Regions from separate parts of the Mus musculus genome. Here region 2 is linked to region 1. Evidence: chromatin loops called from intact Hi-C (ENCODE). Cell type or tissue: heart. All regions are shown on one strand. Links, peaks and the distances in the headings refer to the core of each region. The heading gives the core; the rest is flanking DNA. Region 1 holds the start of Septin11 (septin 11). Region 2 holds the start of Ccni (cyclin I).

What was found. A loop is a pair of places that touch in the nucleus more often than their neighbours do. Peaks named below come from ENCODE experiments on the same cell type or tissue, not always from the same donor. Only the 100,000 strongest peaks of a DNase experiment are listed, where the experiment ranks them.
Region 2: it touches region 1 in a loop (2.7-fold over the local background); 1 of 42 quality-filtered maps calls a loop at or near these places.

What each region holds. Positions count from the first base shown.
Region 1 is chr5:93,090,556-93,095,928 of GRCm38, reverse strand. Septin11 (septin 11) reads right to left here and starts at 2,513. Exons shown (of 10, transcript NM_001009818.2): 1 at 2,332-2,513. The coding sequence starts at 2,358. In heart, for the core only: a CTCF peak has its summit at 3,013; DNase peaks (open chromatin) are centred at 1,738, 2,478, 2,798, 3,348 and 1 weaker place; H3K4me3 peaks cover 4,458 bases; H3K27ac peaks cover 3,322 bases.
Region 2 is chr5:93,203,591-93,208,963 of GRCm38, reverse strand. Ccni (cyclin I) reads left to right here and starts at 2,469. Exons shown (of 7, transcript NM_017367.3): 1 at 2,469-3,050. 2010109A12Rik (RIKEN cDNA 2010109A12 gene) reads right to left here and starts at 2,446. Exons shown (of 3, transcript NM_029363.1): 1 at 2,241-2,446; 2 at 770-865. The coding sequence starts at 2,284. In heart, for the core only: no CTCF peak of the experiment used is centred there; DNase peaks (open chromatin) are centred at 2,153, 2,463 and 2,993; H3K4me3 peaks cover 3,087 bases; H3K27ac peaks cover 3,280 bases.

The sequences.
Region 1 (5,373 bases), core at 207-5,206:
CCATCCCCTTTCGGTCTTTTGTCCAAACCACAGAGCAGATAGAAGGATTGGAGAGGTAGAAAAATGTCAACATTACAGAGGCAGCACAGCCATCTAGGAGCTGGGCTTGGGGACTCTTCTGCATTCACGGGAGTTGTTCTGAGCACACCAATTCCATATTCCAGAGAACAAACTGAAACAGTCTGACCACGCTCTGCAGTCTCCCCAAAGTCTTATCCGACTTCAGAGTCCATTCCTGACCACTCCTACGACTGGGGAACCAGTGTCTTATGTTCAGGTTTTAAGTAATTCCATCTTAATTGCAGTGACGACAGAGAATTTGCATAAAGAAGGGATCTTCTCTGTATCCACATGCCTTCAGAACCTCCCCTCCCCTACTATCTGAACGAAAGGTCCTGCACAAGGAAGGACTCTGTGGTTGTAAGCTCACATATGGCGGGCAGACACGGAGTTGGATATAATTACAGCCACACAGCTAAATCTCAAACTCACATATTGTTCCTATTTAATTGACATAGATGAACTTACTAATTTATTGGAAATGTGCAGCAAATTATTCCGACCACCTCCCCCAGCCCTCAAGAATGCACTGGCGATAGGTGTTACTGGGGGGGGGGGGGGGGGACCACCCCCTACACAGGATAAGTGGGTTCCCAGACACTTGCAGAGGCTTCTAAAACATACATTGTTATTTTAGTTCTTTGAATCTGTGCCCTGAAAAATAAGGCCAAGAGTTAACCTTGATTTCCTTACCATAGTAATAAAGAGGTCAGCCCAGAGACTAAGCAAATCCCCTCAGTAAGGACAGCCTCGCACCAATCAACAAGGGCATAATTTGTGTTTTGAAGAGGAAGCCAAAATTCTTAAGAATGTGTCATTTAACAGAGTTTGAAAGGTCTAAAAAGACCCACACAAACACTTAATGATGACCAGGGAACATTTTCTGATTGTGGGGGGGAAAAGTCTTTCAAAGAACCTCAAACTGCAGCAAAACCATCAAATTGAGGTAATGTTGCAGTGACCCCATGAACTTCCTGCTGGGCTAAGACTCCTCAGGGGGTGCAGAAGGGTGTGTGTGTGTGTGTGTAGAGATGTAAGTGGGGAGAGCCAAGAGACTCAGCATCTGGGGTTTGGCAGCTTTCAACATCTAAGACTTTTCTCTGTATCTGCAAAATGTCAGGCCACCACCTGAAGCTAGCTGCAAAGTTCGAAAGGGAAAATTTAAAAAAAAAAGATGGGGTACTAGCCAGGGAAGGACTCCCCCGGAGTCGCCCCCAGGGCAGACCAGGCAAAAGTGGGCAATGAACGTTGACAAAGAAAACCCGAGAGAAGAGGACTCCGCCTTTCCCACTGGGCTTGGCTCCTTTCAATAAAAAGGAAAGGCGGCCACTGCCGCCACCGCCCCTTCCCTCCTTTTCACCCTAGGCTAGAGAGCAGACCCTAAACTACATCCTCAAAGTCCTACTCGCTCTAGCTGGCTGCCGGAGTTGGAAACCCAGAGCCTACACTCCCAGAGGCACAGCCCGTGGCGCGTACCCCAGCCCAGAGCATCCCCTCTCTGACTTCGGGTGCTGGGACACTTCTCCAGGCACGCACCCTCCCTTCCTCTTCCCGGAGCCCCGTATTCACTACTGCCGCCCCCGGCCTGCCAGCCGCAGAGTATTTCAGGACTTCCACCCACCCCGAAAGGGAGCCCTTTGAAAACTTTGTGTGTGTGTGTGTGTGTGTGTGCCTAGGGCTTTGTCCACATCCTGGGCAGGGCCCGGGTCACCCGGGTGGGCGCCTGAGGGTGTCCGGAATTTCACAATGCACCCGGGGGGGGGGGGAGTAAACCACCACGGAAATCCCACCCCTTTGACCCGCTTCTACGGCCGTGTGACACAGCGCTTCAGCACCCAATTCTCATGCCCGGATCGCCCCCAGGGCGCGAGAGAACCGCGAGGAAACCCTCCTCAGTCAGCGCCTTCCTCCTCTGTCACCAGCTAAGCCTTGTGCGCCGTGAGAGAGAGGTAGCTGGGGAAAGCAGCAGCTCAAGCAATCTCTTCTAAGGGCGCCTCACAGAAGGGTCCTTTTCTTCCCACATCCCCGAAACAGGGGCGCGCCAAAGCGATCTAATGTTGCATCAGGTAGGCTCTGAGCCTGCGGGCTCCCCAAGCTCCCCTCCGCCCCAGACGCGCGCCCAAATTCATGCACACACCCACAGCCCCCAACAGCCACCACCCAGAGCCCCCCTCCTGATCCCCGCAAGTCTCCACCCGCACGCGCCCCGAAGCGGAGACCACCCGGCGCCCCGGGATCAGCACGCTAGAGAAGTGAGGCCCCAGTACTCACACTCGGTCTCCCCACCGCCACGGCCATCGCGACTGTGGCTCTGGCTGCTCTTTACCGACACTGGCTGCTGCTGGTGCTCCGGCTCCCGCTGGCCTCCCCCGCGCCTCCCTCGCGGCTGCGCCCTGCTCGCGCCCGGCTCCCGCGCGCCTCCAGCCGCATCTGCTCGCCCGCGCCGCCCCGCCCGCTTTATTCCAGCAACATGGCCTCCCGCCTGGACTCGACCATTAGCTGCCCCGGGACGGGGGTGCAGAGAGATCCCCAGCCCCAGCCGAGCAGACGAACGCAGCAGGTGAACCGTGATCCTGGTCAGCTGATAAGATGATACGCTTTGAAGTCAGCCACCTTCCTTCCTGTGGCTTTCTTCCGTCCCATTAAAGCGTCCTGTGCCGGGACACTGCCCGACACTCCCCCTGTTGCAACACGTGCTGGGGTCCGCGTAAAAGCCTAGGCGCGGAGGTCCCAACCCCGAGCTGCCACGCGCTGCGCGGAGCCGGCACCTGGGGCTGCTATGGGGTGGGGCAGGGAGGCTAGGGGACCGCAGGGTGCAGAGGTTGTACCTCTGGAAAATTGACCTGGTGACACGCCCCACCCGGAGGAGCCCTCTTAGAAGGTGCGGTGGGTAACTTACTAGGGCCGAGCGCGCCCCACGAGGAAAGAATTGCCGGTCTGCTGGGCCTTCCATCAGAAAGGAGACTAAACCAGCTGCTGGAAGCCGTCGCTGTGGTGTGCGGCCGGGCTGGGGACCGCTTTTCCAGAAAAAGAGGACCTAGTCGTGAACGACCCAACCACCGCTGCTGGGGACAGGGAAATTAATTAATTAATTAAAAAAACTTGAGTGCTCGCTGGAAAAATTAAGCCGTTTGTGAGCTTGCTCCAGAGCTTTTCCCACCGTGTCACACTGGAGAGGTTACTGGTGCGAAGAGGTCAGTGGACGTGATATTGGATCCCGGAGACAGACCGGATGACCCAGGGCCCGGAGGCGTGCAAGCTCAATCCTGGCTGCGGGGTGTGGTGCACAGCGAAGGCGAGAAGCGGGTGACAAGTGGGTGCGACTCACAGCACAGGGAACTGGGAGGGCTCCTCCACCACTAAGAAGGACTTCCCCCCACCCCCACCCCCAGCAGATGTTGGAATAATTACAGTGTCTGAGTGGCAGGCGAAATGGCGGGGTCCTTGTACATACATCTGACATAGGCTTAACAGGGAGAAGTGTAATGCGCTGTGGGTGTCCACGCATGGTAGACCCACGATCACGTGAGGATAGCTACTCACGTGAGTTGAGGAAAGTAGGTGACTTGAAGCGCAGGGGAAGAGGCAAGGGAAGGGCTGTATTTAGCCCACATGAACGCGCCCACGGGGCAGGGGCGTGGGGGGAGAACTAGGGCGGGCATCTGAGAGTCATACCTGAGACTTCAAACATCCAAGTTTCTGGGAACCCACTTTTGGCTACGGGATTCAGATGCTCTCTGTCCAGTCTTTGGCTGAGGGTAAGTGACTAGCACTGGTTCACCAGTAGCTGATCTGATGCTGGGCTGCTCTGGTAGGTGAGTGAGGAGCTAGAAGCTGCCTAGAGTGAATTCCACCCTTGGCGGTGGAACCTAGGGAAGAGTGTGTTGAAAGAGGAAGGCTCTGATGTAAAGCCAGATTCTGGCTCACTCAGACCTGAACAGCACTAACTTGTTCTGATTACTCCCTGTTCTATAGAGAAGATGTCTTTTGAGAATAGGGACCTCATTTACACCGTTACACAGTGTCGAGTTTGTAAGATGTCACTCGAGTGCTCCGCAAGAGCTCTCAAAAACAAGAATTACCTTTCCTCTGTGACTCTAATGCAGTGCTTTCTTGTTCTTCGGTTGGGGGTGGGGGGTGGGGGTGCGAATAATTTCTTATTCAAACTTAAACCTTTTAAGATTAAAAGGAGAGGCCCGGTGCTATATATAACCTCAGATGACAACAGGCAGGAACTGTGACTTACTTTCACCCCAGCCATTGTTGCAGATGAACCAGGCCGTTAAGAGGTTGTCATAGTAATATTCATCTCTCAATAGACTATGAACTCAAGAGTTCTTGCCTTTTGGCTTCTAGCACACACCGTACATGTTGAACAGGACTGTCCTCCAAGCCAAACAACTGTCATCTTGGTGCAAATGAACATCCCAGCTGTGGCTACTGACTGTTTATCTCACTCAGAGAGGGGAGTGAGGCTCAGGAGCCCCACACTGGGTATCCAGTCACTTACTACCACGCTTTCTATGTGCATCTGCCTTCCTTGCATGTGGCCTCCAGGAAAGGCTAGAGTGTATATAGGCTGAGAAGCTAGGAGAGTGGGGATCCATCTGTGTGACTAGTGGAAAGCCTTCATCCCTGCTGGGTCATGTTAGTTTTCAGTGTGGCCTCTAAGAAAAGAGCACTTACCCTTCACTAAGTAACCCCTCACCTGTGATCCAAGGAAGTCCAATGAACTCACTGCTTTCCAGAGTGAACTTCGGTTGCGTGGTGCCTCGGTTTGTCTGTGGACCTTAGGAGGAAGGGTAGATGCTGCTAATGCCTCCCCTAGGGAGGAATTTGAGCAACATTTGCAATATTCAATAAAGTTGAATGATCAATACATGTTTACATATTCTATAAATGTTGAGTGGAGATGGAACTTGGGACTAAGGCTATGGATAATCAATTATTTCCATAGACAGAATTTAGTACTTGATCCTAAGGGCAGTGACAAGCCCAAGGGGTTAGTAAGCCTAGAAGTGATTTCAATTTTTCATTTCAGAAAAGATATATGATGAATGTTTAACATTGTTCCTCGTGTAAGATCAGTGCCCCTTCTTAGTGGGACCCCTGATTATTTGGAGAGATTTTCCAAGTGAATCTTGCACCTTGGTAGAAAGTAACTGTCTCTTATTAAAGGTTCCTGAAAATACAACATCCATCAGGCCCTTAATTTCGTTCCCTTAGTGCCCTCAAGAGATCACATGATCTACACTCAGAGAGGTGACACTGTTAAATTTAATTCTGGAGTTAAGTAAAAACAAAACCTTTGCA
Region 2 (5,373 bases), core at 245-5,244, 110 kb before region 1:
AAGGAACTCACATGGCTTTGGGCTGGGGTGGGCACAGCACTGGCAGGTGATTCGGGAAGGATGCTAGGTTTATTTTCAAGGTGATGAAAATGTTCTGAAATGGATTGTGATGATGAGTGCTCAGCGAGGTGAACCACATGCTTTAAATGGATAGTTTACGTGTCAATAAAGCTGCTACTGGGAAAAATGGGAAAAGAGTCATCTAGTATCTCCATGCGTAACCTCCTTTGAGGTTATTTCTGCATCCAGCAGGACTTACATTCTTATGGCTTTTGATGACTATTTTGCCAAGTTGTTTGATATAAGAGTTAAGCCAATGAAACATAACCAGGAGTATTTAAGAGCTCTCACTTAATTATAAACTTTTTTTTTGAAGTTCATGAATGCTAGTGGCCATTTAATCCACGGTAAGATATGGAGATATACACGTAACACCAGGCAGCTGAGAAACCACTTTCTGTTGCTTTATCTTTTACCTCTTATGAACAATGCTTCTGTGACCATCCACATAGAACTTCTTTTTAAGAATGCATATTTTATTTTTAATTATGTGTATATATGTGCATGGGAGCTATGCACCTGCGTACTGCAGGTCCCGATGGAGTTCAGAAGAGGGGATCAGATGACTAGGAGTGAATCACTGTGAGCCACTGTAACTTGGGTCTTGTACTTGCCCTTAACTAATGAATCATCTATCCAGCTCCCATATATATGAATTCACACACACACACACATACACACGGCCACTACTGCTGTGCTACACTCTTACCCAGTCTTCCTTGAAGAAATGAGAGGCAGAAACGATTCCACGGTGTCACAATAGTTGTGCCACGATAAGTTATGCAGAAAGGCCATACTCTTGAGACTTTTATCCAGGAAAAAAAAATGTTGGTCATATTAAAAAAAAAAAAAAGAACGTGTAACAATACAGAAAAAGACTAGATGGGGGTGGGAAATGCAGGCACACGTAGAACCTACTTAAAACCCTCCAGTGCTTCCTGAGCCCCGCTGTGCCCTATAGAATCCTCTCTGACCTCAGCTTTCTGCCCCTTGAGTCTCAGAGGCAATGTAAGCTTCAGTGCTTTCCATATGTTGCTTCCTGTGCCTATATTTTTCTTTGCCCAGTGGTTTCAAGACTCATCTTAAATGTCACTTCCTCAGAGAAACCTTTACTGAGAGCCCAGAGCAGGTTAAAGGCGTTTCCACACTGGTCTGAAATTTTCCATCTTAATCCTTCTGCTACTGACACTTGTTTATGAGGTCAGAAATCAAATACTGAGAGCCTTTCACATACAGAAATGCAGTATAAAACAAACTATACAAGATCCAGGCCATCCATGAGTTCATATGGGGAGGGGATGGCTATAGAGTAAAACAGTCTTTTGGGTAATTTCATACAGTGATCAATGGGTATCTCTGTGCCTGAGTTGCAAACTCCTTGAAGACAGGAGCCTTTTGTTTTCAAGCTAATTCCAGTTCTGTAAAAACCTGATCGGGTTTTTTTTTTGTTTTTGTTTTTGTTTTTTTCCAGTGATGTAAAATGAATGCTTGACTAGGTAAATGGTTAAGTTCCAGGTCTCCCCTTCTTCCCAAAGCTATCTGCATTCTTTTCATAAGTAGAACCATTGTAAGATTTGCAAAATTTACCAACTGGAGTAAAAAGTACTCAAGTAAATAAAACACATTTAGTTCACATTCGTTAAGGACCTAGTTAGTGATAAACAGGACCCTGAAATACTAGACATACTGGCTCATGACTAGAATTCCATTGGCGCACAGCCAAGCCGTCAGTAGTCTAATCCACTGTTTTTACAAGTAGCCTTAAGCACGCAGGATATGATCCCCTTAATTTTCTTAATTCTAAAGTGCTTCAGTCTCCCATCACCCACAGGATGGTTAAAAAGATGCATGTCCTTACTCACTAATAGGAACGGGACAACATAATTTTGCGTAAGGTCAACAAAGAATGTGATCTTTACACAAAAGATCTCCATCCACGTCTAATAAATTCGTTCAGGAGGGCTAAGGACAAGTTGGGCTGGGAAACACTGGGAGACTCTAGGTTGGGCGCAGGCGCTCACCCAGAAACCCTTCCCTGAGGCTAGGCTCCTTTCTTTCCAGAGGCGCATGCGCAGCACACTCTCCGGCCACTGCACGCCTCCTCGGCTAACAAGCCTCTTACGTCACCGAACAGGCGGCGGGGGTTCTTCCGCGCGCCCGAGGAAAAAGAGTCCGCGCACCTTTCCTTCTCTTTGTGCACACAAAATGCACTTTCCCTTTTCATCCCAGTCCCAGCGCCTTCCCCAGGTCGTCTCCGGAAGCTCGTCTTTGTTCAAACTCTCCTGTGCGTCCATAAGACACGGAAGTTCGTCTTTGTTCAAACTCTCCTATGCGTCCGTGGGACACCGGAGGTGGCCAGGAAGAGACGAGAACACTGGCGTTGTTTACAGACACGCGCGGCCGAAATCAGTCCGCGAGGGCGGGGCTAGGCGGCCGGCGCTTTTTCGTACGCTCCTCCCTCCCCAGCCTTCCCCCGCGAGCGGACGCGCCAGCGCCTCTGTCTCGCTTTTTCTTATTTTCTCCCCCTTTCCCCTTCCTTTTCTTTTCTTTTTTCCCCTTCCCCCCTTCCACCATTTCCCCTCGGAGGCGTTTCCCTCGGGCAGGGGCAGAGCCGGCCTCACCCCGCGCCTCTCCCCGGCCCCCGCCGCCCTATGGCGAGAGGGCGCCCCCTCCTCACCCGGGCACCAGCGGCGGCGGTCGGAGGAGCGGGACCGGCGGCGGCGGCCTCGGGCCCAGGGTCATCATGGAACTAGTTCGCTGAGTGACCCCTCGGCCGCAGCCGTGCGTCCCGCCCGAGTACCCGCGCCCGCCGGCCCGGTTTGCCCTCTTCTCCCTCCTCAGACGGCCCGGCCCTGGTCCCGCGCGCCCCGCTGCCGCGCGCCGAGGATCATGAGGTGGTAACGGGCCCCCGGATGACCCCGCGTCACCACTGTGAGGCCTACAGCTCTGCCGGGGAGGAGGAGGAGGAGGAAGAGGAGGAGAAGAAGAAGGTGAGGGCGGGGGCGCGGCGCGGTCGCCGTGCGCGCCGCTGGAGTGGGAGCTCGCGGGGGCGCGCGCCGCTCCCCCGAGGACCGGTCCCCTCGGCGAACCTTTCCTGGGCACCTCGGGGACCCCCTCGCCGTCTCTGGCAGCGCTGCGTGGGTTTCCTTTGAGCCCGGCCTTTTTTTCTTTTTTTTTTTTTTTTTTGGTCCCCAAGTAACTTGTAGCCACAGCCCGTCACCGACTGGGGTGCCAGTTCCAGGCTCCGCGAGCCAGTGCTAATAAAGAAGGTGACACACCCCCACCCACAGAAGCCACCGATCCCTCGTGACCACCGAACATAATTTACCGGGCAGAGTATTGTGAATGTCAAGCCAATAGTTATCTTCCTCTGCCCTACCCCCCCCCCCCCCCGCCACCCACACACCGCGCGCGGGAGTGTAACGTCGTCTAGGGCTTGGGCCGGTGGAGGAAACTAGAGAGGTGAGGGAACTGAGTTGCATCATAAAGGACAGAAAAATGCCGAATTTTGCAAGAGCTAAATGCTCTCTGCAGAGTTAGCCTGCTCCACCGCAGGTCATTTAGGCAGAAGTTGAACATTGTGTAGTAAATTCGTGGAAAGTGTGAGGTAAATAGATCAACGAGGTAAATGGATCAACTGAAGGTCTTAGAATAGCAAAGTAAAATACTTACGTTTCACTTTGTCAGTGAAGAGCCATTGAGTGTTTGAACAGCAGCCTGGTAAACCTAGAAACTTTCTGGACAGCTAGGGATGGAGACATACACACACATACATATATGTATGTACCCTGTCTTAAAAGGGGTTAAAAAAAGGGTTAGGTTAAAAGCCAAGAGTATTTGTTTATTCTGGTCAAGTAATTCTTAAAAATTAAGAGTATTCAACCTACCTGTGTGTTTGTTCATCTTTTAAATGGATTTAGTAATTCCACCATCATAGGGTTAAACAAGGATTACTTAGAGTAATATGAACAATAGCTAGCCAAGTAGTAGCAAAGCATTGAGGGCTATTGATAAGCACCTGACAAGGGTAAGCTGTGATTTGGGGGGCAGGGAGGTACAGTGCTAAAGTTTGGAAACTGTTAGTGGTAAAGATACTCATGATTAGTTGAGAAAGCAGGTCTAGCAATGGTCATGACAGTAATTACATACAAAGGCAGGATTATGTCCAAGTATGGATACAGAAAGGCAGGGTAGTGTGTTTCTGCACAATTCTAGACGGTGATGTGGGATCGCCTATGACCCGGTATTGCTGGTTCATAAAGTCAAGGAGGGAATAGTAGCTACAAAAACCTTAAAGGCTCACATTGATCTTCTCTGTTCAGAAAAGGAAGGAAGGACCAGAAGTCAACAGTCAGTACAGGATTATTAATAGAGTTGGCATTGTGATCACCATAATAGGATAATTATGTATTGATGAAGCTTGCTATTAATGTGGTTGTTTACCGGCATTGTGTTCCACTCTTAAGATCAGGGGGTCCTGGATGTATGTTGGTAGTACAGTTTGATGTAAGGTAAGCATTATGCTAGCTTGTTAATGCAAAATCTAAGCCTTTTAATAAGCATGAACAGTATAGAAGTATTTGAGACAATGGGAGGAATATGTAAAGCTATTTTAAATGTTAAGGAAAATTTAAAGTTTAACAGTTCATTTAGAATATGCCAAGCAAAAATCAAATTGAGCACCCTAAATTTGTGGAAAGTAATTTCATAAGTTCACAAGTGAAAAATTATTTTTAAATTATAGAAAATTATCTGGCATATATATAGGTATATATGGATTTCATATTTATATTGGATTCCCTTCTAATTATGTATATGTAAATATTCTAAAACCACACATACAATATATGAAAAAATTGGACACATTATATAAGGGATGCCCAACCTCTATAGCCCTTTTGTTTTTAGAGACTAAAAAGATAATTCACATTTGTGCATGTAACTAATAGTGGGTAAAGATGAACAAGAAACAATAAAATTCTATCATTAAAATAAGAGTTGTCCTGAGAGGCTGAGGTGGGGCATTCAGGGCTGGCCTGGGCTACATAACAGGAAAGTTCTCATGACACTTTTAAGGGTTTATGTTAGCAAAATTCCTTATTCATTTAGCTTAAATCTCTTATATGTTAGAGGATAGACCTGTAAGTTTTCTGTAAAAGGAGCAAAAACTGAATTCCCTGCTACCTGTGAGCAGCTGTCTTAAAGGAGTGTAAAAATGTTTCTCCTACAATATTGACAAATAATTTACAACTTAATTCTATGCATATTTAAGTTTTTGCCCATTTTATAGTCTTGTGAATGTGGTGTATACTC